Linked DNA regions of Mus musculus: region 2 is linked to region 1. The links are chromatin loops, found by intact Hi-C in ENCODE. Cell type or tissue: gastrocnemius. All regions are shown on one strand. Each heading gives the region's core, and the rest is flanking DNA. Links, peaks and the distances in the headings are about the cores only. Region 1 overlaps Wnt4 (wingless-type MMTV integration site family, member 4). Region 2 overlaps Gm31820 (a long non-coding RNA gene).

Region 1 (8,000 bases), core at 1-8,000:
TCCCCTTGTATGCCTGAAGTCACCGTCCCAACCAGGTAACTCATGCGTGTAGACATCTGCTGAGTCTGCCTCCTGAGAGCTGGGGGCAAGAGGTCTGCTAGATTAATAGTCAGTGCTGAGAAGATGCTAGCTAGCCCTCTGTGAAGCTGGCTTATTCCCAGGTCAGGTCAGGGTGTATAGAAAGGACTGACAAGTCCTAGACAAGTCACTGAATGTTGGCAACAGTCCTGAGAGTTATGAATGGGACAGGTAAGGACCCAGAGGAATGAAGTCTCCTGTTGCATTTGCCTATCTCTGCTGTCCTTCAACTCCTGGCCCTCCAGAGACAAGCCTGTGCTTGAGTCCTTTCCCCCACCCTGGCTTAGTGGAGACTGTGACCAGGTAAGAATGTTCTAAGAGGAACTTTACTAGTGAAGAAAACCAAGTATGAAATGGTGTAAGGTGTACGTGCATGCGTGCCTCTGTGTGTGTGTGAGCTTAGGGGTGTGTGTGTGTGTGTGTGTGTGTGTGTGTGTGTGTGTGAGCTTAGATGTATCCCCCAAATATGGCTGCTGCCTGCCTCTTGTGACTGACCCGGTCTTAAGGCCCTTAAGGCCTTGACTTAGCTCTAAAGGAACAGGGATGCTTGACCAGGTCACTCAAACATTAGTCTAGAACAGATTCCACTTGGTCTTATGTCGTCGTCCCCCCCCCCGGGGGGTGACAGAGCTAGTCCCTTCTTTGGCTTCTGCTCACAGGCAAGAAAAGCAAAGGATTCCCCAGGTCTGTCCTGGCTTCTGGCTGCCACTCACCAGTCATGTCTCCTTTCCCTTGTCCTTTCAAGTCCTTGCCCTGATCTGCTATCCATCCCTAGTTGACACTCACTGGTTGTCCTCCATGCCAGGTTTGGAGGTATCCCAGGAGACAGGTACTTGAGCTATCACTGTTGTCTGGGGATGCAGTGGTGGGAAAGTGGGGGATGGGCGGGGAGCTGCCACACTTCAGTGTGGAGGTATAAAGAAGTAGTGTGATGTATATCTGGATACATAGTTGCAAGCAATACATAGTTAAAATGTCCAGTGACCCTAAAATGAGTATCTAGGAATCACACCCTGCAACTTTTTAAAAAATATGGATTTATATGAAAAAAATATACCCCCTGTAAAGAATATAGGGACCTGTAAGTCACCCCAGCATTTGGGAGGCAGAGGCAGAAAGATTGCCAAGTTTATGGCTAGCCTGGGCTACAATAACAAGCTCAAGGCCAGCCTGCCTGTGTTACACAGTAAGAGAATATCTTCAAAGGAAGGACACCACAAAGGCATAGATCCCGGAGGGAAGGGAGGGCCTGGGGCAGAAAGAAGGAAACTCTGGGTGGGGGCTGCTTAGACGGGGTTGGCTGTTGGGGAAGACATAGCATGTGCAAAGGGACAGGGGTGTGATACTGACACACAGTCCGGTATGGGAAGCCTTGTTGATCTATCTGCCAGGCCCTTGGGAGCAGTGGTTCTCAACCTGTGGGTCATGACCCTTTGGGGTTGAATGACCCTTTCACAGGGGTTCCATATCAGATGTCCTGCATATCAGATATTTACATTACAATTCCTAACAGTGGCAAAATTGCAATTATAGGAAGCAATAACAAAATAATTTTATGGTTGGGGGTCACTACAACACAACTGTATTAAAGGGTTGCAGCATTGGGAAGGCGGAGGATCCCTACTCTAGAGGATACGTGGGACACCCACTGTGTGACACCCACTGTGTGAGAGGGGACTTCCTGGGAACAATATCTCTAGGGAGGATGGCTCTGGATCTCACCAGTACAGCTCTGGGCCCTGAGCACCAGCAGAGACTTCACCACCGGGCTGCTCGTTGAATATCTGTCTCTTTCTCAGAACAGAACAGTTCAGCAATGCCAAGTGTGCTCATGCCTGCTGGCCCCTGCCAGCTCCCAGGAGAATGGCTTCCAAATTTCAATGACAGTTGGTTTCCAACAGCATCCAAATGGTCTACCACAAGCCTAGGAGCCAGGGATGTCCAGACCCACAGGTGCCAAGACAAAGGTTGGCTCAAGCAAGCCCTTCCTGCAGCTTGAGTGAGTCAGAGAGCCCCGTCAACTTGGTGTCTCAGATGTGCCAGCTTCTTGCTCAGGAGGTAGAGAAGCAGCTAGCTGGCTTTCAGCATTCCCTGCATGGCAGGAACCTTCCAGTTCCATAGAACCTTCCAGTTCCATAGAACCTCGGCTCACCTGCATTTGGCTCTCATGTCATCGGTCTCAGCCGGGACTTCAAAAGCCTTGCAGAAACCTTTCTATAGTACCTAGTATTGGCAAGGTGAGAGCTCCAACTTTCTGTTCTGTTGCTCCTGTATTTATTGGGAGTGACAGTGTCGTCCCTGCCGGGCGCACATTCAGATCCTGCCACTCTCTAGTCCTGTGACCCTAGGCAAATGACATAACAGCTTCGGGCCTCCAATTCCTCACTTGTTACGTAGAAGCCTGATGCCAAGGGACGATGAGTTAGTGTTGTGTTTCTTACAGTCCTTAAAATAGTGCCTGGCCCACAGTCAATGCTGCAGGTGTGTGGGCTGCTTCCATTGTGCTGCAGTGGACTGTCTGGTCCCAAATAGACTGTGTGTTCCAGAGGACAAGAGCTGGCCACACAAGGTGTTCTGCAGACCTGTCACATGCACAAATGTCACATGCACAGGACCCAAGGCTAGATGCAAAGGTGAGCAGAGTACCCCAGGTTGAAGCCTGACTCTGCTCATCCTTTGAGGAACCTGGGACTGTCTCTTCTCTGAGCCCCAGTTTCTCCCTCTGGAAAATCAAGACCACTCCATCTTATATTCCTGGACCAGCTGCATTCAAGAGTGCTTTGTGATCACAGACCATTGTCTGACCTCCTCCTGCCCTCTACCTAGTGTGCTTAATTGTGCTGCCTCTGCTCCTGAAACATCTTCCATGTGCCTGGCCCTAGAAATATCATTTTCCCAGACACCCAGGGCCGCATACAGACCCTAGATGCCCAGAGTTACACACAGACCCCAGACACCCAGAGTTACACACAGATAGCCCATGTCCCTAGACCAACCCTCCTCACCTTGTGTCACCACCTTCCCAAAGACAGGGAGGGAGTCCAGTGTGGAACAGTTCCAGCGCCGGTTCCGGAACTGGTATTGGCACTCCTCGATGGCCAGCTGGGCACCACGGCGCACTGAGTCCATCACCTCAAGGTTCCGTTTGCACATCTGCACCTGCCTCTGGATCAGGCCTTTGAGTTTCTCGCACGTCTCCTCTTCGGAGATGCTGCCCACCGATGACAGCTTGGCCAGGTACCTGGGGGGCAGTGGTTGGATGTGATACACAGCTGCCCTGATGCCTGCTTTTCTCCTCCCACACCCAGGGTTCAGGGTGCTGCCTCATCCCTGGTCTTGTGTATAAGACTCATAGCTGATGAGAGGCAGAACTTTTGTTTTATTTGACTTTATAACCCTTTGCTAGATTCTGTGTGACTTAGAGATTGACAGTTTGGGCAAAGCAGCTGGGAACTGGGTTCACTCCAACAAAGCCTGCTGGGTGAGGGGCAGGCTGGGCCTCTCTGCCCCTGGAGATCATCTGTGTGGTTATTGAGAACACAGGTGCCTGGGTTTCACCTCAGATATGGTCAGTATGCCCTGTGCTTTGGCTCTATCTTGAGATGCAGCAGAGAGGCCACTAGCCTAGAGAATAATCTTGAAAAGGTATCTGTGATGTTTTCTACCAATTTCTAGAAGGCTCAGGCTAGGACATCCCTATCCACACAGTGGTCTTGGTGCCCAGAGAAGAGTCCTCTCCCCAAGCTCCCCGGCTGTAAAGTTGAGCCTAGCTTTCCTTAGCCATACTGGAGTCATGGCTTTTATCCCCAACGGCTGTTGTGATGACTGAACTTGGCAAGGTGTGCTAATGCACCTAGCCTGGCTGGGTAACATCGTAGGAGCTGTCCCTGGCAGCACCAATGGGCCAAAGGAGATGGGTAGTCCCAGAGCCAGACAGATCATCCTACCATGGCATCAATTCCTGGTCTCCCAGGACCCCTTCCAGCCCCCACTGCCTCTCTGTCAGGTCTGGCTTTTTGCAGGGGTTCTGGGAATCAAATTCAGGTTCTTATACTTTGCAACGTGCACTTTGCAGACAGAGCCATGTCTCTAGGCTCTGGGGTATGCATTCCCAGGCTAGCAGCACTGGCCAATCTGTGTAGGAACCTAGTTTTTTAGAATGGGGAAAGGTATGTTAATGGTCGGGAGAAGGGACCATCTGGAAATGGCAACCCTGGCTTCAGCCCTGCCTGCGTGTTCCTTGCTTCCTTTGCCACTTGAAGGGGGTAGGGGGGTCTCCTGCAGAACCACAGCCACAAAGTCACTTGTGGCCTGCAGGGGGCGCCAAGAGCTCAGCTACTGGCGGTGGGCCAGGACACTGTTCAGTGGCCACTGTGTCCTTCCTTGAAGGGTCAAGAAGTTGAACCTACCATTGGATATTTTGCTGTCTCCACTCAGGCTAGGGCTCACAGAAAAGGGTAGGACTCCCAATCCCTCTGAGACACAGGGGCATATATCTTGCCTAACCATGTTTAGACCTCTTTTCCTCCTTGTAAGCTAAGCAGGTCAGATATGGCTGGATTGGGCCTCTGTCAGCCTCCATTGAAGGGGGCATTCAGGGGCTGAAGTCTCCAGACAGAAGGAGCAGGTGGGGAGGTCTGGCCAATCCATTAGTCCATTGTGACACGTGGCAAGTCCCCTTCTACTTGGAGCTGGCTCTAGGCACAGTGAGTTAGCTCATGAGTCTTTGCAGCCTTTCCTACTATCAGAGTTCAAATTCTCCTTCTACTGGCAGAAGAGGGAGGGCCTGTTGGTCCCATGCCACCAGAAGAGAGAGATGGACTCGAGGAACTGAGCATTCCTCCCTCAGGCTCTGAATGTAACAGGGAGATCGGCCGGAACGACGGTGGCAGAGACACTGCCCGCCTGCCACAGCCGTGAGTCAACAGGACGGCATCCAGGAAGATGACGAGAAACTGCTTGTCACAGCACCCGTGCCTACCTCTCAGGCCTGCCTTTACTGGACGCAGCAGCTGCCCCTCCCATGTATGGGAGGCCTGGCCATCTCTGCTCCTGCTCTCTGAGACCCTAGGGGTTTGCCTGGCGGGTGCCAGAGCTGGCATAGGCTGGAGAGGGTTGGCAGCCCAGCCCTCAGTGGCCGTAGCCTGTTCTCATGCCACTTGCTTATCCTGGAGCCTGGCGTGTACCTGACCTCATTTCACAGATGAACAAAGCAAACCAAGCGCCCCCCCCCCCAGGCAAAACAACTTGTAAGTCCCAAAGCTATCTAGCAGCAAACAGTTCTTGGCTCTCAACTCCCCCCCCCCCCCCGTCTCTCTCTGGCTGGGGACTTGCCCCTTCACTGGACTCTGTCAGGCTGCGTCCCTTCAGGCCCCACACAGGGCATGGCACACAGAAGTTATTCAGGAATATTTGCAGTTCGATTAGGGGCTGATGGTGCAGAGGTCCTGATGTTTTCCCACCCCTATGGCAGAAGAGCAGAGATAAGAGAGGAAGATGGGGGTGGCTGGTCTCTGTGGTCCCTCCCACTGTTCTACGGTGGATCAACCTTTCCCCCAGAGACACGTGTGCCATTCACTGACCCGGGAGCTGGGTCGGGCTCAAATATCCACTGCACAGCCGTTTCTGGGAGAGCCCGAGCCAGGGCCTGATGGGTGTCGGCTGCCCCTGGGCTGGCTGTCTGAGGCTGACCATCCTTGCTTTCAGGGCCTGCCACGCTGCTCCTGTTTAGGCTCCTTCCTGCTATTGCCGAATACAGGTTTAGCAATTTGTCACCTGCTGCCCTGGCCACCCAGGACTCTGGCCATAGCCAGGCCGTTGATCAGGTTACCCCACCAGCCCAGGCTGCCCCTGCTACAGCCGCTGGCCAGCTTGTGCCCAGTTTCTAGAATGGGGCCTGTGGGTCCTGCAAGCTCCTCCCAGGAGGCCCTCCCCTCTGTGCCTTGAGCCTGCTAGGAGGCCGGAGGGCCCTGGCCCTGCCAGGGAGATCAGATCCTCTCAGCCACCTGCTGTTTTCATTAGAAACTAAAATTAGCTGGGCTTGTCCCAAGCTTTTCCAGGTTTGCTTGCCTTTTTAAACAAAATATACAAAATTGGAGAGGCTAATCCACACCTCCGTGGCTCCGCCCCGGTGTTCCCCTGGACTCCAGAGGAGAGGGGCTGGGTGAGAGAGGCCATGGTGGGGAGCCAAGCGGGTCAGTGGCACTGATCCTGGCCCTACTGCGTCCAGGTGGGGGCTGGGACACCAGCCCAGGCCTCTCTGCCCCCTCCCTTTGGCCTCCCTGCCTGCCCAGGCCACATTTAGAGACTCCTCAGGAGTAATTGTGCCCTCCGTACCAGAGAGGAAGGAGGCCAAGTTGGCAGAAGGGGGCACCCAAAGGAAACTGCGTAAGCCAACGCAGCCTTCAGCTAGTGAATCAGGGAGATAGAAGCGAGGGGCCACAGACTCCATCTTGGGCAGCGTTCTTAGGAAGCAGGGAGGGATGTGTGGCTCCCAAGGACCCTTGCTACACAACCAACCATTCAAACTGTCCACTATTTCTTTAAGCAGTTTGAGTGGTTGCTGTACTGAACACCACAGTGGCCTATCCTGGAGACCTTTGTCCCTCCTCTGGGCAGGCAGTATGGTCTGGGGGCAAGCGACCTGGGTTAGTCTCCTATCTCTGTGTCACTCAAAACAAATTAATGAACATCTTGGAAACTTGGCCTCAATGTGCTCATCTGTAAAATGGGGAGAGCAGTTGTTCTTACTGTAGGAGGTAGTCTCTCTTCTACAACCCTCTTTACCCTCTTTGCTCTGCACCTTCTGTTGTCCCCTGCAGCTGAACCTTGCGGGACTCTGTCCCTGTCTTTGTTTGGACCTTCTCTGTCCTCACAGAGCCAGGTCCTGGTCTTGTTCTGGGAGTGGTGGGTCACTTTGGTATGATTTTTTGTTTGTTTGTTTGTTTGTTTTGTTTTTTCGAGACAGGGTTTCTCTGTGTAGCCCTGGCTGTCCTGGAACTCACTTTGTAGATCAGGCTGGCCTCGAACTCAGAAATCCGCCTGCCTCTGCCTCCCGAGTACTGGGATTAAAGGCATGCGCCACCATGCCTGGCAATGATTTAAACTGTAGATTTCAGATAGATCTTCCAGGTGCTTCAGAGAAGTAGTTCCCTAGTGCTTCTAGTCACGTGTTTGACCCTTCCAGGTCGGGGTGAAGGGCGTTGAGGAGAGACCAGCTCCTCAAGGAGACTAGGAGCTGGGGACTCGCATCTAGTTTAAGCTCAAGTGTGCCAAGGGAACATAGAGACTGTGTGGAGAAGGAGATGACTTGAAGTACAATGCCTCCCATACCTGTCACCTGCATCATCACATAGCCAAGTCACCACAGAGCTGGGCATCCTCTTCCCTTATCTCTCCTCTCTAGGAAGAAGGCATTATGGCTCCGAGGCCAGTCACTGGGGGGTGAGGACTTGAGAATGGGGCATTCTGGCTTCCGGGCCTGGTGGGCAGGCTGCGTAGGCTCCAAAGATGGCCCCGGGGCTTGGAGGGCAGGACCCCTCAATGTCAACGGATCTGAGCGAGGTGGCTGGATTCTTCTCTGGATGGTTTCTTCCAGACTTGTTAGTACTGCTGGGGTATTGGACAACTATTGCGAGTGAAGGAGGTTAGGGTAATACATGTCCCCATGGCTCTGATGTGCAGTGTTGTCTGTGTCGGTGTCCTCTGGAGCCATTGGAGTCACCAGAAGGAGGTACCACCAATGGAGAGCAGTCAGTGGGGAAGGGCTGGGCACTGGAGACACTCTGTGTTCTGGGGATGCTGGGGGCTACCTCTGTCGTGCCTCCTTCCCAGCCTGATAGGACTCTGAATGCCAAGGCCAACCATCCTAGGCCCCATGTTTGTTTAGTCGGCTGCAGAGAGATGCTGGTCTCTTCTGGGGC
Region 2 (16,107 bases), core at 4,078-12,077, 99 kb after region 1:
TGAATCATGACAGAGTTTGAATAGCTAGGGACAAGCATAGGCTAATGCAGGGACCAGGGTCAACCTTGAAGCAGGCTCATAGTCAGCTCTGCCATTCCCTATCTGACAGAACTGAGAGACCTCGGGAGCTCGCAGACCTACACTAGGAAGGCTCAGCCACAGCCTCAAGGCTCCCCTTCAGGCCCATGCTGGGGTGACAGAGTCAATGCCATGACAGACAAGAGATTCCTTACAGAGAGCTTCATGGAGGGGCTGCCCTGCCGTGTGACCTCCAGGGATGTCACCTCTGGATCTCAGCATCCTGACCTTCAAGGTGTGGGCAGCACTTCATTGCTGAGTTAATTCCAGCTTTTTACTCTCCCATTGTTCCCGACCCCTGATCTGGAGGATGGGGCTCAGGAGAGAGCCATAGGTTCTGCCTTTCTGAACCTCAATTTTCTCTCTGGTCAGAGAAGGCAGCCCTCACTCAGCTCAGATGCTAGGACCATAGGGTAAGAGGAAGGGAGAGAGGGAGGGCAGTGGCCAGTGGGGTGGGGTAGGCGTGGCCCTGGCTCAGGGCACACAAAGGGGCATGTGTCCTTGGTGGGCAGCAAGGGGTGGGCTGGACGACATGCTCAGGATGGGGATTTGGTCCCAGAGATGGCTTTATTATGTTTCCTTTTTAATTACAGTGTCCCGGCTCCCACAAGGATAGCTTTTGTCAGGCAGCTTAGGGGAGGGAGGGGAGGAGACTGGGCTGGCTGCTGGCTGAGGGGTGCAATGTTGCTGGCAGTGCTAACACCCCCAGGGAGGGAGGTGTGGGAGATGGGAGAGGGGGCAGCTGGTGGAGTGGGGGACGGGGAGCTGAGTTGGACCCAACCTTCCTGCTCCACACTCTTGATTTTGATAACTGCGGTATTGGGGGGGTTGACCAGCTCTTGCTCCTTGGGGTGGCTCAAGGGATCAAGCAAAGCCTTCGTACTTCCTTGACTGCTTCCATTTTCTGGGCTCTTCATCTTATTCATTCATTCTTCCTTGCTTCCTTGCTTCCTTGCTTCCTTGCTTCCTTGCTTCCTTGCTTCCTTGCTTCCTTGCTTCCTTGCTTCCTTGCTTCCTTGCTTCCTTGCTTCCTTCCTTCCTTCCTTCCTTCCTTCCTTCCTTCCTTCCTTCCTTCCTTCCTTCCTTCCTTCCTTCCTTCCTTCCTTCCCAAACACACTACTGAACAGGCTCTGTGGCAGGCAGCACTGCCAAGTCTCTGTGTGGTAGCCAGCACATGGGTCCAGGCTAAGTTCTGGGGACAGAGGGCTCATCTGCTCAGTGACATCATGCTCCAGGAAGGAGGGTCATGCAACCAGCCTTCCGCTTACAATTTGATTTGCCCCAGTGGTCTCATGGGAAACTTGTGTGTGCATGTGTATAGGTGTGCTGTGTTTGTATGTATGTGTAGTTTTTGTGTATGGCATATATGTATGTGTGAACATGTGTGTGATATGTTTGTGTGTGATGTATATATAGGTATATGTTGTATCTGTGTATTGTGTTATGTTATATATGTCTGTGTTTTGAGTGTCTGCGTGTCATGTGTGTATCTGTTTGTATGTGTGTATCTGTGTGAGTATGTGTGTGTGCATGCGTATATGTGTCTATTTGTGTGTATGTGTGCATATGCATGTGTTACGTGTGTATGTGTTTTGTGTGTGTGTGTGTGCATGTACGTGTGCTCTGTGCATTGTCACCTGGCCTGTGTGCTTTTTCTTCCTTCTTTGGAAGAAACATGAGGCACCTCAGATGGACAGAGCAAAGCAGCCACCACCCCTGCCAAGGCTGCAACAGCAAACTATGTATCAGATTTTTAAACACCTGGACCAATGTAGCTGCTCACTTTTGCATTTCTAGCAGCCCAGAAGCTGAGGTCCGAGGACCATGGGTTTGAGGCCAGCCTGGGTGACAGAATTAGATTCTTCTGCCTGAAAGAGCAAACAGAGAGCGAACCACCTCAAACCAAATTCTCCATGTTTAAAACCCAGAGCCCATGAAGCCGAAACTCAGCCAGCCATTGCTCAGGCTTCCCAAATGTGTGACCCTCTGGTAGTGTGGTCACCTCAGGCTCTATCCCTGCCCTTTGCACTGCTGCTGTGGACTCGGGGAGCAATGCTTGTGACAGCCAGTGTATCTCCTCCTGGACAGGACCCCCTCACAATGACACCCATCACCCACCTAGAACATCAGCACTCCTGCTGTACATGGTGTCCCCAGTCTGGGCCTCTACACCACACTCATGAAGCTGGACGTGTGACTTGGGCCTCAGTCCTTAACCTTCTTCTGGGCTTCTCTGAGTGGCGGGGACTGGGAACTTGAAAGTCTTAGGTACCTGGGGCCCTTATGTACCTTAAGTGCTGGACAGTGCTTTAGCTGAGGTTTCTGGACAGGAATCTTGGTTCTGCCCTGGGTTGGGAGGAGGGAGGCTCCTGGGTCCCACCTCTCATCTTCTAGCCCAGGGGGAGTTCTCTGTTCCCTTCACAGACCTTCTTGGATTACTCTAAATGAAATAGCATAACCATCCTCCTGGCTCTTGGTACCCACTGATACAAAGCTCTGAGATCTAGCAGTCAGAGCTAGAGCATGCTGCCCCCACCTTCCCAGGATGGAGATGCCTCTGGGAGGGGGCTTTGGCCCATTTGCTGCTGTGCCATAGCCTTTCAATGAGCTGGAACACTGTGCCCGCTTTATATATGAGCAAGCTCAGAAAAGGCATGTGGCCCTTCTGAGGCCACATAGCAGCTCTGTGGCAGTGCAAGCCCCCTGACTGGCTCTTCAGTGAGGACCCACTCCAGCATCTTCGTTATCAACGACACCTACTGCCTCTGCCCAGATCCAGAGACCATTCCCGTTGCTGCTGTCCCTCGGCCTCTGGAAAAGGCTGTGCCCTCCAGAGGGAGGCTGATTTAATGCTGGCCCGAGTGCTGACAGGTGAGGAGAACAGGGGCGATGTGAGGGGAAGTGCTTGCCACTCTGCCAAGAACCCCATCTGGATGGCCGGGCTGCAACCCGATCTGAAGGCGAGCTGGGCTATTTTAGGGGTTGCACAGAGGCCCAGGCACCTTGGCAGGGGGCAAGGGTTCTTCTTGACCCTGATACAGCTTGGGACATAGACTCTGGCCTGTGAGTCATTCCAGAGGGCTGAGGTGGGGTACGTCGGGGATCTTCCTTCTGGAGTTCGGTAGACAGGCTGGCCCAAGGCTTTATGGGAAGTCCTGGCTCCAGAGACCAGAGGCTTCAAAGCCACAGGTGTGGACAGAGGGACCACATACTTGGGTCTTTACTCCAACTCTGCCATAATCTTGCTTGGTGACCCCGGGGGAAGTCACCTTATCTCTGTTGGCCACAGCCCCCTCATGTGCTTCATTTGGAGGCCTCGGGTCTTACCCACTTCTAGGCTTCTAGAGTTTTGGCAAAAAAGAAAAATAAATGTTTGGGCAAAGTGGTAGGAACAGAGGTCACGCTTCAAGGTTCAAGAGAAGGAGAAGAAATCTCACTTTTGAGGACTTTATGGGTTGACAGAGCTGGGCTTATTACTGGCCATGGGGCAGCCCAGCCACCACTGTGGTGTAGAACCCAGCCCACGGGGTAGGAGTCCCTGGGACTGAGAAGAAGACAATGTCTATAAGGGTCGGGGAGGGTCTGCAGCAGGCACCATGGGCACAGGTGGACCCCAAGGCCTTGCTCTGTGGGCATTGAGCCCAGGCTCCGAGTTCTCAGCCAGACCCCGCCCCTGCTGATAGGCTGCCGAGAGAGGCAATACCCACAAGAGGCACAGTGCAGAAGGGTGAGTGTACACCGAGTCCATATAGACAGTGGGCCTGTGCCTCCTGCACCCTCCCAGCCTGAGCCAGTGTTTCCCCACCATGGCCCAGGCCCCGGGGAATGTCTCCTTGGCTGTGCATCCTTCTTGCTAAACCACAAGGTCTAAGCATGGTGTCTTAGTCAGGGTCTCTATTCCTGCACAAACATCATGACCAAGAAGCAAGTTGGGGAGGAAAGGGTTTATTTGGCTTACACTTCCATACTGCTGTTCATCATCAAAGGAAGTCAGGACTGGAATTCAAGCAGGTCAGGAAGCAGGAGCTGATGCAGAGGCCATGAAGGGATGTTCTTTACTGGCTTGCCTCCCCTGGCTTGCTCAGCCTGTTCTCTTATAGAACCAAGACTGCCAGTCCAGAGATGGTCCCACCCACAAGGGGCCTTTCCCCCTTGATCACTAATTGAGAAAAATGCCTTACAGCTGGATCTCATGGAGGCATCTCCTCAACTGATGCTCCTTTCTCTGTGATAACTCCAGCTGTGTCAAGTTGACACAAAACCAGCCAGTACACATGGGGATCATCATGGGGTCAGGACAGGCAGGGACCACTCCCAGGCCAGCCATACACCCATAGCTCATACTATAGGAATAAATGCAGGCCTCCCTGGATGCCAGTAGACAGACCAAGGGTAGTGCTTTGCAATCTCGATGGCCTTGGGAGTCTACAGGACAGAGGCAGGGACAAGGCTATGTAGAAGAAAGAATCAGCTTTTCAGACGGGCCTTGGGCTGGAGACCCTCAGCAGTTCCCGAGGCAACAGGTTTCCGGGCCATTCCCCCGACCCTCAAGTGCTAACAAGGAGGCTCCCAGTCATGGCGAGTCGGGAAGCTGGATCTCACAGGAGGAGGGAGCTGCTGGCATCATTACTACCCCAGAGGCTGGGGGAAGGTGATGTTGTCAGGGGAGAGCTGGCCCTCGGGGATGTGGAGAGTCAGCGTGCTAGAAAGTGATGCGAAGTGAGGGAGCCCCAGGATGTCTTGGGGGTTACATTATTTTAGGGTTTATGGGTGAAAGGCAGGAGAATTGTCATGAGTTCAAGGCCAGCCTGGGCTATATAATATTTTATTATTTTGAAGAGGAAGGGAGAAGAGGTGGAAGAGGAGAGAAAGGAGATGGGGGAGAGGAGATAGGAGGAGGGGGTGTGCGGGGAGGAGGAGGAGGAAAAGGAGGAGGAGGAAAAAGAGGAGGAAGAGGAGGAAGAAGAAGAGGAGGAAGGAGAGGAGGAGAAAAACAGAATATAGAAATTCAGAAGTGTCTGGGGCTGGGGATGTAGCTCAGTTGGTAGAGTACAAAGTTGGTAATATACAAAGTCCCCAGCACTTTTACAAAGCTGGGCGTGGCAGTGCATCACATGATCCTAGCACTCGGAAGTACAAGCAGGAAGATCAGAAACTCCAGGCTGGGCTGCAGAGATGGCCCAGCAGTTGAATGTGAACTGCTCTTGCAGAAGCCCTGGGTTCAATTCCCAGCACCTGTCACTCCAGCTCCAGGGACTCTGATATCCCTGGTATCTGCAGGTACCCGAGTTTATGTACATACATGTCACTAAAAATAATAAAAATAAATCTCTAAGGAAAAAAATCGAGGCTAGCCTAGGCTACACAGAACTCTGCGTCAAAGTGAAATAAAACAGAAATCAGACACCCAACTATATGGTCCGAGTGACTGCCTGGCTCAGTGTTCAGAACGCGTACAAACATTTTTGAACTGTATGGACAGGCTTTCTAACACTGGGGGAAATCGTGGACTGTGAGCAAGCCCATCCACTTTTGTGAGGCTTGGCTCTCACATCTGGAAGATGGAGACAGTGGCTCTTGTCTCGTGCTGTGCTGTGGAGTGCAAGTCATGCGAGAGGCTCGACAGGTACTTGACCCAGTGGTCATGTCCCAGAAGGCAGGGACCACTGGGATGCTATCACAACTGGTGTCCTGGGAACAAGCCATCTCGACAGGCTTCTGGGAGGAGCAGAGGAAAGTGGCTGCAGCTCTGGGGACCTGGGTAGACTTGGGGACCTTAAGCAAGTGTGGGTGAGCCCCAAGGATGGGGGAGAGGGAGAAGGAGAGGGAGAGGGAGAGAGAGAGAAGCAATTTGGGAAGGCCTAGGCTCATAGGAATTGCTTAAACCTGGGGTGTAGGAGTGGAGTCAGGTAGGACTCAGGGGTGATCTTGGACTTCCATTCACAGCTGCTGCTGACCATTGTTGGGAATTGGGCTGCAGACTGTAAGTCATCAACAAATTCTCTTACTATATAGAGACTCCCCATAAGTTCTGTGACTCTAGAGAACCCTGACTAAGACAGAAGTTGGTGACCTCACTTTACAGATGTGGGACTTAGTCCCACTGAGCCCCTCAATCAAGTGGGCTTTACGTTCTAGGGCACATGTGGGAGGCCTCACTGAGCCTCTGGCAGATCTAAGCTCCACCCACCCAGGACAGTTAGCTTGTGTGTCTATTGAGGTTCCTCGCAAGCAAAAATTGGATCGAAACATTATGTGATTGAAAAAAAAATACCTAAAAGTAATAATTTGAGAATGAAAGAAATGCAGGCTAGAATCAAGCTTGATGAGACACAGCCAGCACACAGCAGACTGCGGCTGGGGTCCCTTGGCTGTGCACAGAGCCCTGTTCCGTCTCCATGGTTGGCAAGGCAGGGCCTCCTGCTCAGTGGAGCAGCCGGCTCAGCGGTCCCTCTCTGGTCTTTATTGGCTCCTTAATGGGCTCTTGGAGACCTGGCACCTGCCTCTTTTTCTGTTCTAATAAAAGGCGATGCCCTGGGGTTGTGGGGGTCGGCATGGTGTTTGGGGGGGGGGATGGATCTGGCTCGTGGCCACACTGGGCGACACATTCCTGAGACCTGACTCAGAGGGAAATGTCTTCTTCTTCGTGTCTCCTCGGTGCTTTGGGGCCCTGCAGCTGTGGGTACATTTCTCTTCTGTCAGGGTCATTTCCCTCCAGCCAGGGCTGGAGCCCAGGCCCCCAGGGCCCATCCTGAGCTGTGGAGACTGAGGACAGAGAGGGCACAGGTGTCTCAGTGGCACACTGCAGAGTATGGGACCAAGTGTGCAGGGAAGTGGCTTTCAACCAGGTGGACTTTGCCTTCCAGGGCACATGGTAGCAACTGGTAGGATGGGTTCCTTCTTATGCTCTTGGCATTAGGAAGGAGAGGTGAGGGGTGTGGTTGAAACTCTTAGGTGGCCAGAGAACAGTTTCCACCATGGAGAATTGTCAATAGGCTGGGAGATGGGGTAGCCTGGGTCTAGGACCGCCTAAAGGGTTCCTGGGTCCAGGCCATGGACTCGCCATGTGCCTCTCCCTGTGGTAGGCTGGGCTAGGACACTGCAGGCTCCAGCCTGTCCACTGTCAGATAGGTTAGGATGCTCCAAGAACCTTCTGCTCCTAGCTGGAAGACACCAGGATTCAGCTGCATCTCTGTCAGAAGGTAAGGGAGCTTCAAGCAGGAGGCCAAAAGGTCACAATCAGAGGACACACCATGGTGCCAGGAAAGAGCACCAGACTGGACTCCACAGGCCCAGCTCTGACTGCTATGGGATGTCCAGCCAGGTGGCATTGCTCTGTGGGCCTCTGCCCAGTCCTTTGTTCAGTATGTGTGGATGTGTCTCTGAGAATCTCGGGGCGCTGACAGTTTGGGCTTCTGGGCTGCATTTGTGTGCTGCGGGAATCCATGAGACAACACAGAGGTGGCCGGCTCCTCCAAACTCAGCCTGTCTCCTGATTTTGTAAAGACATTTTCCTGACACCCATCCATGTCTCTTCCTCCAGATATTGCCTGTGGCTCCATCCACAGAGAGGGGAGTATGTCCTTAACATCCTTTGGCTTTAAGATCCAAGCTTTTCTCTCTTCATCTCTCAAAAGGACAACTTGGTGTGTCCGTGGGCTGATTTCAGACTGCAATCGTTTGTCTTTTGGGAATTGGAAGGATGCCATCGATTGGGATGTCCCGGGACAACAGGAAGGGGCTAGTTCATAGATCAGGGTCTCAACTTTGGCTTCCTCTCTTGTGCCTCAGTTTCCCCTGGAGACATGGAAATGGCCTTACCTGTCTGGCAATGAGGACTGCATTGAGGCCCAGCAAGGTGCCGGGTAAGGAGAGAAAGTCATGTCCTGGCCAAGCTGGCTGAGCTGCTGCTGTGTTATTTATGGGTTTTGGCCGGGAGGGGGCCATGGGCCTCTGGCTGTGTCTGACCTAAATTCTTACACTTACAGGAAATTGGAGCCTTCGGAAGCAGGTGCGCTGGTGGCCAAGGGTGGTATGGCAGAGGTAAGGGGAAGGAAGTGGGGGCTGGCCCAGCTCAGAGATGGAGGCAGGGCTGGGGCCGGTGTCTCCTTCCCCAGGAACAAGCATTATACCCGCAAGTCAGGCTTTGCCTTTGGTAACCCTTGCTACAGGCCTGTGCAATAAGACTGCATCCTCCATCTTGCAGATGGGGAAACAGAGACTCAAAGATGCACTCACTAGCCTGTGAGCATGTATCAGACGTAGGCTCAGGAAGAGCTGGGTAATTTCATCTCTTCTGTTCTCTTATCCAAATCACCCTGCACTCTCCAGTGAGAAGTTCACCTTAGATTCCAAAATGCTCAGGTTTGGGGGTCAGTTTGGTGGTTACTTGCTAAGTGAGGGGGGTAGGGACTATGGGAGACTGTGGCTGTCTGCTGTGAGCCACTGTGGGCTCTTAGGATTCAGGTCTGGAAAAGCCAGGCATCAGCAGGCAGAGTGACAGGTGTGACTTGAGGCCTGGGGCTGCAGGTGCCCTGTTGACACCTGTCTGACGGGAGAATGGAGAGGGCTGTGTGATTGACAGAGGAGGGATTTCTGGGCTGAGTATCTGGAAGTTTGTTTGGAGGGACTGAAAAAGAATTCACTGCTGGAGACTTTCCTCTCTTATCGGGATACAAAGTTGCAAATACCAGGCTTTCCCAGTGGAGAAACCACAACAAACCACACACTACAGCATTTTAGGGGAACAGATACCAGGACAGTGCTCAGGCCAGGAAATTGCGGTCTTTTTATTTATTGTTACAATTATTTAAAAGCATTTTTTAAAATCGTTTTTAATTGATTGGTGTGTGTGAGTGCGTGCGTGCGTGCGTGTGTGTGTGTGTGTGTGTGTGTGTAAGCATGTATGCATGTTTTTATGTGTACATAAACATGTGTGTGTGTGTGTGTGTGTGTGTGTGTGTGTGTGTGTGTGTGTGTGTGTGTGTAGCTCAGAAGACAGCTTGGGGAGTCTGCTCTCCTTGTTAAGACAGTGCTGCTCTCTTTGTACTCCAGGCTAGTTGTTTCATGAAATTCTGGATTATTCTTCTGTCTCCATTTCCATGCTCACCCTAGGAATGCTGGGATTACAGATGTACATCACTGCATCTGAGTTCTAAATAAAGATTCTAGTTCCAGGCTTTTGAAGCTAGTGTGTTATCTGGTGTTGTAGTCAGTGTTCTATTGCTGTGATGAGACACCGTGATCACAGCGACTCTGGAAAACATTTAGCTGGGGCTGGCTTACAGTTGCAGAGATTTTGTCCATTATCATCATGGCAGGAAGCATGGCGGCTTATGGGTAGACATGCTGCTGGAGAAGGGGCTGAGAGTTCTACATCTGGATCTGCAGGCAGCAGGAAGAAAGAGACACTTGTGCTTTTGAACTGTCAAAGCCCATCCCAGTGCTGTACTTCCTCAAACAAGGCCACGCCCACTCCAAGGCCACACCTCCTAATCCCTCTCAAGCACTCTCTAATAACCAAGTATTCAAATATAGGAGTTTATGGAGAGTACTCCTATTCAAACCATCACATCCAGTGAGCCCTTTTCTTGGGTCATTATTAATTGGTTTATTGAAATAGGCTCTTAACGTGTCTCAGGTTAGCCTTCAATGTAGCCAAGGATGACCTTGACCATCTGATATCCCCCTGCATCCCCCCTTCCCATGCTAAGATGACAGGCATGTGCAACCTGGTTTGTGTCACACCAGGGATGGGAGTCGGAGCCTAGTGTACGCTAGGCAAGTGCTTTATCTACTGAGCCACATCCCAGCCCCCCTCCACCCCACCTTTTCTTGCTTTAACCATCATGTGAACATATTGCTGGGGTCTTGAGAGGAGTGTGCAGGGTAAGGCCTAGGATGCAAGCATTGGTGTGGAGAAACTGGGGCAAGCACATGAGTCTTGGGACATTAATGATCTCACGGAGTCATGTTTCCCTAGGGAGTGAGAAAGACTTGGCATCGTAACAGCGGCTCAAGCAGTGTCAGATGACTACAAGAGATCATGGTGTGTGTGAGTTAGAGCACAGGGCACGTGTGAGTTGTGTTCGAGTGTGGACATGCGTGGGAATGCATGGGCACGCAGTAGCACCCACAGGCAGGCAGTGTGTACTTCTTTGGCATTCGGGTTTCGGAGGACTACTCTCTACCTGCACCTTTGCCATACAGCCACCCCACCCAGAGAGAGCTGGGCAGAGCAAGCGCACTGTGGCATTTGGTGTAGGCCTTGTGGGGACAAGCTGGGTGTGTGGAATGCACAGCTCCTTCTCTTATTCTACCCCCTTCCTCTCTGCCGTGACATGCTGGCAAGCCGACCCAGGAGCAGCTCTGGATGCTGCAGAGAGGCTGGCGTGGAGTGTGTGAGTGTGTACCACCACCCCATCCACTGTGATGCTAACCCTCGCTTGTACACAAGGGGAAGCTGAGGCCTTGGGGGGCAGGGAGGACTGGATAGAACACCTGGGACCAGGTTAGGGCTCTCACTGCTTAGCGGTGTTCATCTAGATGACGGCTGTTGGGCACTTAGTGTCGCAAGCTTTAGGCCAGACTCAGGGTTAAAGGTGGTGAGGGATCGTGGCCATTGCAGGCCTGGAGATGTGTCTAGAAAAGTAGAGGAGAGAGGGAAGGGTGTCTTGGGAAAAGGGGCAACAGTGGAAAAGCAGATGATCTAGGAAGTGGTATTCTGAAGGCTAGCTTGGCTACCTTGGCTTGCTTCTGAATGAGGGTAGGGCAGATATACCCCTTAACCCTAAAGTATGCTGACCTCCCCTTCACTCAGGTGTGGATTTCTGGGGCCTAGACCAACAAGGAAGCAGTGCCCATCTGGGCAGGTGCTGGTGCTGTTGCAGAGGGCAGAGTTTCTAGGTAGGAGAGATGCCAGACTGGTTTCCACCTTGGCCAGCCATTTCCCACCAGCTTCCCTGACAAGCTGGTCTTTTTCCACTGTGTCCAGAATGGGAGTCTGAACTCTGCCAGGAGGGCCCTTGCCTAGCCCTGGCCTCAAGTGGTTCGCTCCCTGCCTATTGGAAAAATGAGCAAGTCAAATGGGGCTAGGTAGAGACCAAGACCAAGGAGTCGGAGACTGGCCGTCAGGGCTCTGGTGCCAACCTCTGCATCTAAGTGACTTTGTGAGGGGTGTAAGACCTGTGAGTAAAGGTCCCTGCACCTCACCTACGGAACTACCCAGAGCTGTCTATGCATGGCTGTCACCTCTGTACTAAGACACTCAGTGTGGGCACCTGCACCCAATCCAAGAGTGTTTGATAACCTTCAGAGTCCTCAGCCAACAGCAAAACAGTGGCTTTGTGGTGCGGGTGGGCTTGGGATCTCAGGTGGCACCTTACTGTGTGACCCACGTAAATCTTGGGCATTTGGAACCTTCCGTCTCCTCCTCCTCCTTCTTGTGTGTGTGAGTATGTGTGTGTATGTGTGTGTCAGTATGTGCAATGTGTATGTGTATATGTCTGTGTAGTGAACATGCATATGAAGATTCTGTGTGTGTATGCGTGTGTGTATCTGTATGCACAATGCATATGCACACGAATGCTCTGTGTGTATACAGTGTGTATGTGTATATGTGTGTGTGCGCAGTGTATGTATGGTTACGTATGTGTCTATGTGTATGCACAGTGAACATGCATATGAAATCTCTGTGAGTGGGTATGTGTGTGTGTGCAGTGTGTCTATGCACATGCACAGTTCACACACATATGAAGGCTCTCTCTGTGTGAACGTATACGTGCGTGCTACTTCTTTCTTGGTCGGTCACTCTCTGCTTTATTCACTGAGGCAAGGTCATTCAATCAAGCTTGGAATGGCTAGTCTAGCTAGCTTGCCCTGGAGTGGCCCCTTCATGTCAAGTTCTGGGATTACAGGCAGGCTGCTATACGCCAAGTGGCTTCCCTGGGATTCGAACTCTAGTCCTCATGTTTTTGGGGCCTGGAAGGACAGAGCTCTGATTTGAAGTCACTTCTACCCTTTCCCTCTCTTCCACCGGCCTCGACCTTTATATGTAGGTGACAATGTCCTTGGACTCCTGATCATCCTCCAACTCCAAAGTGCTGGCACCATAGGCCTGTGTTTCCTTGGCCTAGCTGATTTAGGGACAGAGTGTAGCCTAGAACCAAGTGACCCCCTCTCCCAGGGAGCATTCCTACTTTGCTGGGGGGTGGGTGGGGGGTAGGGGGGCTTTGGGGCACTCAACAGTCCTGAGAGTTGGCTTGAGGTCTTAGGCTGCTGGTTGGATTCAGCCAAAGGGGAGGGTGGGAGCTGAAGGGGTCCATGCTTAAAGCCAGCTGCCTCTCCCCTAAGCCCTCCGACGTCCGAATGCAGCCTCCCCCCATCCCCCCTCCTGGGGCTCTAGGCTTTGTCCACGTTAGCCTTCAGGCTTTGGATTGCTCGCAGCTCCTGACCCTTTCCATCTCACACTCCGGAGCTCCTTTTCTGTGAGTGCCTTTCACGATTCCATGATCCACGGTTACTCTGAGAACCCCCTCCCCTCCCCTGTCCTCAGCTGCCCTTCCTTCCCGCGGTCCTCTGCTGGCTCCTGCCTTCCCCTTAGTTTGCTTGAGGAATGTCACTTTCAAGTCCCCGGTGGGGGGAGAGCCCTAGAGTCTTTTCAACAAACAGGACTCTGACTCCGTGGTCTCAGTATTAAACAAATAGGGCTTGCCTGATGGGGCTGTTTGCCGCCCCCCCCGGCCCCCCCAACCCTGGGTCTGAGGGAGGTTTTGCTGCTGACTGGATGGCCTGGTTTGCCCACACCACAGCTTGCCTTCGTTCTGGGGTCTTCTGGGCCTACCTTGGGTCTGAGCCCAGCAGCAGCTGATGCTTCCCTGAAGTGAGGTTATAGGGAGATGCCAGGAAGTTCTTCCCACATGTGACCACCTCCTCTCTTGCTTTCTGTCCACTTTATAGGGTTCCTCTCATACGACCTCAGCCACCCTCAACCACCTCCCATATACAAACATGCCAGCTGCTGTGGGAAGAGGGTAGTGAACAAGGAGAGAGGAGGAGGGCAGCTGGAAGCCACCAACGTAGTCAAGCTCGGAGGGGTGGGGCCTGGACCAGGACCAGGACCAGGACCAGGTCCAGGACCAGGACCAGGTCCAGGACCAGGACCAGGTCCAGGACCAGGACCAGGACCAGGTCCAGGTCCAGGACCAGGACCAGGACCAGGACCAGGACCAGGACCAGGACCAGGACCAGGACCAGGACCAGGACCAGGACCAGGACCAGGACCAGGACCAGGACCAGGACCAGGTGGTGGCTGTACAGGTGGAGAAGAGAGGCTGTTTTTCAGAAAATCTGTCCTCAGATCGGCCCTGTGCGGGAAACACTCTAGGATTCCTCAGTTGACCCATGGCTCTTGAACTTGGCTCCCTGTTCCTGTGAGACCACCCATCTGTGATCCTTCCTAGGGGTGGGCCACCCAGCCCCAAGGATGGTCAGCGCATCTGACCCGTGGTTATCCACCCTCCGTGGGGGTGATGTGTCCAGGGACTGGGCTCCCTGCTGCTGACAGCACCCTGAGCCACTGGTGCAGGTCACCCAGAGAGACCTGGCCCTATGCCACCTTTCCTTGTCGTCTGCTTTCTGCAAAGTGCCCAGTGTCAGGGACCAAACTCTGTCCTGCTCCAGCATGCAACCTTCCATCCACTTGAGAAGCCAGGGTGCTCTTAGCTGAACAGGGCAGATCTGTGATGGGAACCCAGGCTGCCTGACTCTCAGCTGTGGTCCTGTCCTCTGAGTCTGAGCCCTCCCTCATCCCTATCCAAGCTGAGGCGAGCCAGAGTAGGGTTCCAAAAACCTTCGTCCTTTCTCATCCACAGATAAATATTTGTTTCTCCCAGTGTAAATACCCCCTCGTGTTTAATGAGGCGATCCCAGGCCATTTCCTGGCACGGCCCAGTGCCTAGAAATCTCTCTCACCCCGGGAGGAATAGGCCTAGGCAGAGGGAGGGCTACTAATGAGGGACTTGGGTCCTCTCAGCCAATCTTCTTATTACAGACAGGGAATTAGCAGCTCAGAGAGTGCAACTGACCACCCAAGGTCACACAGCCAGAACCCACAAGGCTCAGCTCTTCTCTCCAGACTCGGATACTCTCTCTGATGGCCTCTGGTAGCTCCTAGATATTTTGTCCAGGGCCCAGGGTTCTTGGTCCACCCTACAGCTGTGCTGACAGCACGCAGGTGAGCCACACACCCCGCCTCTCCCTTCACTTGGCATCTCCAGTCAATGTGGCACTCACACCCCCACCCCCCGGGCACAGGCCCCCTCCTGCCATCCCACTTAAAGTGATACTTGTATGAATTACGCTTTTATGTTATTACACGTGGAGCTATAAAAGCAGTGCTCGGTGAGGCTGAGGTAAGGCCCCCGCCACTTTGCAATTTCCTGGTCTGGCCTGGCTCTGCTCCTCGTCGAGAATTTTTCATTAATGTGTGCAGGTGACGCCACGGGGGCAGCAGCAGGCCAGGTATGCTCCCACGACAGGGTCCCCTCCCAGGTTTCACTGGGCTGGCTGGGCCTGCTGGATCGCACAGTGCAGGGGAGCTCTTACCCGCAGCAATGGCATCTGGATCACGCTGCATGAACTTTCAAGCTCAAAAAAAAGATGGAATGCGTACCTCTCAGGTTAGCCTCATTTCTGTCCAAGAATCCTCTTGTCTCCCTGGTTATGGGCCCTTCCCATGAGCTCACATTGTGTGGGACACTTTGTAGTCTGTTGGAGGAAGGAAGCCTTCCTAAGCCCAGAAGTGTTGGTATCCCTATGTGTTCAAAGGAGTCCAAAAGTGGGGCGTGGTGACACAGGCTACTTGTGGGAGGCTGAGGCAGGAGGATCACAAGCTCAAGGCTATCTTGAATTATCAAGTGAGTTCAAGGCCAACCCAGACAATTTAGTGAAATCATATCCCAAAGTAAATAAAAAGAGGGCTGGTGATATATCTCTGTGGTAGAGTGCTCCCTTGCATGGGGGAAATCCTGGATTCAATTCTCGGCCCCCCAGAATCAGAGAGAGAGAGAGAGAGAGAGAGAGAAGGAGAGAGAGAGAGAGAGAGAGAGAGAGAGAGAGAGAGAGAGAGAGAGAGAGAGAGAGAGAGATCCAAATGGACACATTGAGACTGTTTTCTAGAAGGTTCCAGAATGGACAAAGCCGGAAGAGGAGTAATGGGACAGTTTGAGAGTGTAAAGTGTATGTATGCATGAGTGTGTGTATGTGAGTATGTGAATGCTGAGTGTGCATGAGTATGTGTGAGTGTGAATGTATGTGAGTATGTGTAGGTGTGAGTGCTGAGTGTGAGTGTGTGTGAGCGAGTGTGTGTATGTGAGTGTATGAGTGTGAATGAGTGTATGTGAGTGTGTGTAGGTGTGTGTGAGTGTGTGTATGTGAGTGTGTGAGAGTGTGTGTGTGTGATCTGCATAGGGCCTGAGCCCCCCCATGCACAGACCTTTCTGACCCCACCCCTACACCAGCAGGAAATCATCCTGGGAGCTGCGGGCAGAACCAAAGCTGAATTAAACACTCAGGTCCAAAGGGCCCATGCTTCAGCCTGAGCGGGTCTCCTCCGAGGCGGCTGGCTTCCACTGCAGGCAAACACAGAGTAGAGCACAGAGTGGCAGGGGGCCTCTCTGTCCTGTACTGACCGAGGTTAGCTGAGCACAGAAGGCCAGCAGATGTCCCCTTTCTGGACTTGGTGACTCATGGCCTTCCCACTGGAGTGAGGGATCCAGCCAGCCTAAGCCCGCTTGGCTGGTGGGGATGCAGGGCAGAGTTCAGGGTAAACATGCCGGTCAAGGAGGGAGGTTCAGTTGAGGGTGAAGATGAGGACAGGAGGTCTTGCTCCACAGACAGTAGGCGTGGCTATCCTAAGATAGGCGGGGCTGCTTGCAGAGGGATGCAAATGGTGCTAGAGATGCACCAAGAGGGTGGCAGTCATCACCTGGTGGGCTCAGGACAGATCTTTCCATCTTTGGACTCTGCTAG

What was found. Peaks named below come from ENCODE experiments on the same cell type or tissue, not always from the same donor. Only the 100,000 strongest peaks of a DNase experiment are listed, where the experiment ranks them.
Region 2: a loop joins it to region 1, with 2.9 times the contacts of the local background. A loop is called at or near these places in 5 of 42 quality-filtered maps.

Annotation. Positions count from the first base shown.
Region 1 is chr4:137,284,433-137,292,432 of GRCm38, reverse strand. Wnt4 (wingless-type MMTV integration site family, member 4) reads right to left here. Exons shown (of 5, transcript NM_009523.2): 2 at 3,084-3,319. Among named protein-coding and RNA genes, the nearest start is that of Wnt4, 11 kb to the right of the region's middle. In gastrocnemius, for the core only: a CTCF peak has its summit at 4,394 (motif pointing right); DNase peaks (open chromatin) are centred at 3,232, 4,412, 5,047, 6,320 and 1 more place; H3K4me3 peaks cover 1,551 bases; H3K27ac peaks cover 3,111 bases.
Region 2 is chr4:137,181,222-137,197,328 of GRCm38, reverse strand. Gm31820 (a long non-coding RNA gene) reads left to right here. Exons shown (of 5, transcript XR_881509.2): 3 at 7,870-7,943; 4 at 8,067-8,121; 5 at 13,036-13,248. Gm46872 (a long non-coding RNA gene) reads left to right here and starts at 15,487. Exons shown (of 2, transcript XR_001784458.2): 1 at 15,487-16,107. In gastrocnemius, for the core only: a CTCF peak has its summit at 8,106; DNase peaks (open chromatin) are centred at 6,524 and 8,062; H3K27ac peaks cover 3,988 bases.